2 separate regions of the Mus musculus genome follow, and region 2 is linked to region 1. The links are chromatin contacts, found by POLR2A ChIA-PET in ENCODE. All regions are on one chromosome and are shown on one strand. The core of a region is the stretch at or near the end of the contact, and the rest is flanking DNA. Distances in the headings are between cores, read along the strand shown.

Region 1 (2,849 bases), core at 168-2,667:
AGCGAAGTTGAACAGAGCGAGCAGAGCCGACTAGAGCAAGCAGAGGTCCTAAAAATTCAATTCCCAACTGTACAGCTACAGTGTACTCATATGCGTAAAATAAATAAATAAATAAATAAATATTTTTTAAAAAAAAAGGAAGAAAGAAAGAAAGAAGTTTGGGCATACTCATTCAGTCTAGAATTTTATAATCCACAAGCATCTTGAACGTTTAAAATGTAATGAAATCATCACACAAAAATTGGCACACAGAAAAAAAAAATTGGCACACAGAAAGCCCTTCAAACAAGATTTACTAAAAAGAAAAAAAAAAACCGAAGATTAACATATCCAATTGAAAAACTGTAAAGCTGCGATGTGACTCAAGTTTTGCAAAAACTTTTTTAGAAAACACGTTTTAGAAAATAGTTCTGTCCTCAGGTACGGTGAAGCAGGTCTCCAAATCAATAAAAACAAATGAAAGTAACTCCACTGAGAAGTGAGGAACTGATGACGAAAAACACACACACACACACACACACACACACACACACACAAAACGTTTGGTAATTTGCATATGGAGGTAACCACACTAACTATGGGGGGGGGGGGGGAACTACTTCAAATGTTACCTACTTCGAGATAAAGGAAACAGGTGCTACTCAACTTCTCCTCCTTGAAAAATATCCCCTCTGACTAACACGACTCATGTTTTATGACTGTGTTAGATAACAGAGTTAAAGACGGCTTAAATCAGGGTTGGCCATTTCCCCTCGGATCCAAAATGCCTTTGCAACCTGATAGCTACGAACAAAAGGCCCCTCTATCCTGTCTCTGCAGAACAGACCCCAGTCCACTTCCACCCAGCAGCGAATGCTCAGAGCAAGACCTGCTTCTGCAAACTCAGCAAGGCCCGCGGGAACTCAAACTTTGTAAACTCCACCAAGGGTTTAGGGGACATGGGAGCCTCTAGGAAGGGATCCAAGGGAGGTGACACCAGTCAACCCTCGGAACCAGAAAAGCATCGTCGCTGGAGGGCGTGTCGGGCAGCTTGGCGACGTAGCACTTGGCGGGACAAGGCCATTCATTAGCTGGCAGGGGCGGCGGGGCTGCGCTGCCAGGCCACCCGCCCGTGCCACGCGGCGCGAAGCTCGGCAGCCGCCCCCTCCGCGAGTTCCCTCCCCGGGCCCCGCTCCCCTGCCGGGCTGGCAGGACGCCTTCGCCGTCGCCCTCACCAGTCGCTAGATGAAGGTGCGCCGGCGGTCTCCGCGGGGCAGGCGCGCGGCCGCGCAGGGACTCATCCTTAGTGAAAGCTACCGGGGACAACGAAGGGAGCCAGGAGCCGGGACGCCCGAGTCAGCTCCGGGGACGGCTGCACGGAAAGCGACAGCCGCGACTGTCGGCGCCGGGACCGGGTTCGGGGAAACCTGAGCTAGAGCGGGCGGGACTCGGGAATAAGACGGGCGCTGATTGGCCGGAGTTCGTGTATGCCCCACAGTGATTGGTCGGGGCCTGCCCACAAGGCCTAGCGTGGCAGTACCTCAGCTGTGGCCTTTCCCTAGTATCCCAAAGGAGCATGACCCCTGCCGGCCTTGGTGCGGTCGACACTGGCTGCCGCCCTACACTCAGAACCAGTACTGCCCCTCTTGGTGCCAGATGTCACCCTAGGAGATCTGTCTCCCCGCAGGTCGACACTCGGAAAGGAGGTTAAGGCTGGGATGGAGGAAACAAGGAACTGGCTGGATGCCCAAGCACCACTCCGTAGAAACGTGGGCATCTTAGAAAAGTTGCTTCCCGGATCACTCGTAGTGGGATAACTGGAAAACCAGAGGTGTCCTCTCCCCAAGACTGGGCCCTGCTGCTCTGTGCCCCGCCTGTTGTGCCCGGATTGTCTGAGTGTCACTCTCTTTTTGTCAGAAGGCGCCATAGATTTTTCAGATCGCCACTGTGCGACCAGCTGCTGACTTGGGTCACATCTGTCTGCCTGACGCCAGGCTTACAATAGGTTTTCCTCCCTGAACTCTTAAATCTACAAGCCATTTTAAAGGTTGCAAATTGTGTGCCAATAATCAGTCCAGAACGGAAAACATACTCCTGCTGAAGTCTGATACAGAGGCGCCTTAGTAAACATGTGTTCAGGGAGGAGTAGCATGACTCAGAGAAAAACAGCACTTGGAGCCCAGAGTTGTTTGAACCTCGGCCCTGTTTGTGTTGCTGTATGAGCCACTGACACCATCATCTATTAAACGGAGTTAAACTCAATACCCTCTTAGACTGCTTCAGCCCAATTGCCTGTTTTGTAGACTTTGTAGGAAAGTAAGTTGCTAGATCAAACTGAAGGAGAGATGGAAACAGACCTAGCTCCCCAGCTCTCCTCCCAGTGCAAGGACTTAATTTGCTTTCTTACTTCCTACTCTGACCCATTCTGTAATGTATAAACAGTGACTTGGAAGGAAGCTGTGTACACACTCATGAACAAAGACGCTCAGTGATCTGGAAGCTAGTGATGTAAATAAATGTGTTGCCCTGAGTTCACATCTTTTATCTGTCTCTTCTTTGTATTGGGTAAGTCATTTAGGTTTTCTGAAGCCTTAATTTCCTCATCTGCAAAGTGGGAATGGAATACATGTTGCTGTAGTGAAAATGTGTTGATAGACGCCCGCAGCACTTAGCAGAGTGCCAAGCACACAGTAACACCACCTAGAAGTTGCCATGTCTCAAACGCTTGTAAGCATTGGGGGTACAAAATGTCCATACGGCCATAATCATATACACAAAAATTAATTGCAACTTTAACGAATCTGTGAAAGAAAATAAGAGGTTTCATCTGACCCCCCCCCCCAAAAAAAATGACAAACTAGGGAAGAAGT
Region 2 (2,700 bases), core at 165-2,664, 94 kb after region 1:
ACCATCGTCATGATTGCCATACATATGACTTCAGCTTCTGAGTCGGTTTTTTTTTCCCCTCAAAGCTTTTCACATTTATACTGCAAAACACTTTTAAAAATAAGAGAAAGGGATTTAGATAAATGTGCTGAAGATGCAAATTAATGAAACTGTCTTTTTGCACAAATCTCTGCAGTCTCCAGGCTCTGCAGCTTTTTTTCCTGGGCCATTTTGGCTGGTGTTTCTGTGGACTATCTTTCCACAGAAAGAAACAGCCATAGACTCAGAATTGGACCGCCACAGTCATGATGCATGTTGTGGGGAACAATCCCCGGCTTCCTTAACTTGATACTTTTATTATACTGGGTCTTCTTTTTCCCAGCCTTATCTCTCCTATCGTTTCTCTCTCTAAAATGAAATAGTCTGTAATCACCCACACCTTTTAACTTGGGGAAAATTTGACTGAGGAAAAGCAGATAAGACTTTTTGAGAGAGCAATGAGAGGGCGTTCGGGACTCCAACTCTCTCCAGACTTAATGACATTGGTCCTATAAGCATTCCAGTCGTTTCCCTAATCCATCATCCGGCGCCTGCCAGCGCCCCCTGGGAGACAGACTTTGGGACAAACTTCTTTCCCAGGTCAGCCCGCCCACCTCCCGCCGCGAGCGCTCCCTGCGTAAGTGACTTGTGCTGACACAACGCACCGCATCTGGTGTAGGGAGCTTTCCGGGTGACTCACGTCTTTGCAATTTGCTTTTGTTTCTGGGGTGTTTTAGCTGCAATTTTCTTCCCTCTGGTTTTAATTTTGAGAGGAGGGGGGAAAAAACCACCCATAATGAATCAAGAATGAGTGTCCTTTCCAGTAACCCTCCCCCACTTTAAAGTTGACTGTCTTTACAAGTTTGATAACTACCCTAGACGTGCGGGGGCGGCACAGGTAGGAAGGCATTAACTAACTACCTCATAAACTGAAGTTGCCAGCCAAACCGAGCCACGAGAGAGGAGACTTTCTGAATCTCCCTCACAACCCAGGCGTTTGCCGCGGCGGATGTAACCTGTGCAGCTCCTTCTTCTACTGCTGCTTTGCTCACGCTTAAATCCCTCTCCTCACTGCCAGCGGTGCCAGAAGCAGCGTGAATTCCAAGAGGTCCACCAGCGGTTTTGTTTCTGTCCGAGGTAAATACGCTATGCAAAATACGGAACCACCAAAGGATGCCGGGGAGGGGGAACAGAAGGGGAATCCCTCACCTTCTCGGGATGCGTTGCTCATTTATCTCCGCCTAGGGGAGTCGCCCAGCCTAGGTTGCCCCTCGTATCCCTCCCTGAAGCCCCTACCTGGGGCAGCAGAGGTGGCCAGCGCGGCGGCGATCTCTCCTGCAGCCCTGGCCCTCCCCCGCCCCCCGGCTTGGTTTTTCCCAGCCGTGGAGGTTGGGCCAGGGGCTGGGGTTGAGAGGAGAGTCGGCGCCCGCAGCAGGAGCTGGGAAGGCGCGTGGACTCGGGTGGCCCTCGGAGTTGGCTTTGCAGGCGCGGGGTGCGGAGGTGAGCAGTGGGGACCGAGCGGCCAGGTTTGGAGCCTGGAGGCGGGACCAGGGTTCCTTTCTATACTAGGGCGTGAAGAGAGCCGGGGGGGGGGGGGTCCTGGCTGCCACACCGCCCACGGTCCCACGGCCGCTTTGTTGGCGGGTTCCCTCCGTTTTTCTGGAGATGTCTGGATCCTCTCGGGATCGGGGAGCTGGGTGGCCAGGAACTGGGGAGTCGAGAGTAGGCGACAGCTGTACGGCTCTGCTCCCCTTTTCACACTAATCCAAGGAGGTACCAAAAAAAAAAAAAAGCTCTTAAGAGTCCCGTAACCCGAAACTTCGCTCTCATCCCAAGGTGGGAGGGGGAGGAGCGGCGGGGGCGGGGACCCCGGAAGGCAGGTGGTCGGCCGGGGCGGTAGGAGCTGGGATCCGGAAAAAGGAGAAGTTTGCTCGCTGGACACCGCGGGGTCTGCGTGAAGTTCTAGGCGGGAGGAGGGCAATCCGGGCAGGAGCCAGGCGGGAGGTGGCCCGGGTCCTGATGGTGTGGGCCCGGAAGAGGTAGGCTTAGCGCCTGGGAGTGGGGACCGCGTCCCACTAGGGAGGAAGGACGCACACAGAAGCTTGGGCCGGGTTGCTAGTGTGGGGACTACTTGGTTCGTACTCGGGGAGCTGCGGCCGTCACTCCTCCTCACGCTTCTCTCCCGCTTGTCCCAGGTCGCTCATCCGATCCTGCCCTGAGAGAGGCGCCAACAAAGGAGTTGAGGAGGTGCCACCCACCCCAGCTGCGGCGGGAGGAGGAGCGCCAAGGCCCGTGTCCCGACCCGCCGTGCGTACTCACTGGAGGGAAGGGCGGGGTGCCGCTCCGGGAGGGGGACGCCCGGTGGCTCGGGGTTAGCCAAGTTCCAGCTTTTGGCGTCCCCTCCTCTGCTCCCACGCGAGGAAAGTTTGCCGTCGACGCTTGCGGCCGGCTCGCGCCCGCCGGGCCCAGGCGGTCGAGTCTTCGGAGCGGGCGCTGTCCCAGCTCCGGGGAACCGCGAGCCGCGATGCCTGGGGCGGGCTCCCGGGGCCCCTCCGCCGGGGACGGACGGCTGAGGTTGGCAAGGCTGGCGCTAGTGCTGCTGGGTTGGGTCTCCGCGTCGGCCCCCAGCTCTTCGGTACCCTCGTCTTCCACCTCCCCGGCAGCCTTCCTGGCCTCGGGGTC

Evidence for each region. ChIA-PET counts read pairs that join two places held with the same protein, here RNA polymerase II (POLR2A).
Region 2: POLR2A ChIA-PET joins it to region 1 with 39 read pairs in Patski. The contact joins the promoter of Tpbg here to the promoter of Ibtk in region 1. POLR2A ChIA-PET finds 5 or more read pairs at or near these places in 4 of 5 experiments (Patski and embryonic stem cell).

Annotation. Positions count from the first base shown.
Region 1 is chr9:85,747,917-85,750,765 of GRCm38, forward strand. Ibtk (inhibitor of Bruton agammaglobulinemia tyrosine kinase) reads right to left here and starts at 1,418. Exons shown (of 29, transcript NM_001081282.2): 1 at 1,215-1,418.
Region 2 is chr9:85,841,438-85,844,137 of GRCm38, forward strand. Tpbg (trophoblast glycoprotein) reads left to right here and starts at 1,415. Exons shown (of 2, transcript NM_001164792.1): 1 at 1,415-1,518; 2 at 2,214-2,700. The coding sequence starts at 2,543. It overlaps LOC115487186 (a long non-coding RNA gene), which reads right to left and starts at 2,243. Exons shown (of 2, transcript XR_003948199.1): 1 at 2,161-2,243; 2 at 1-1,778.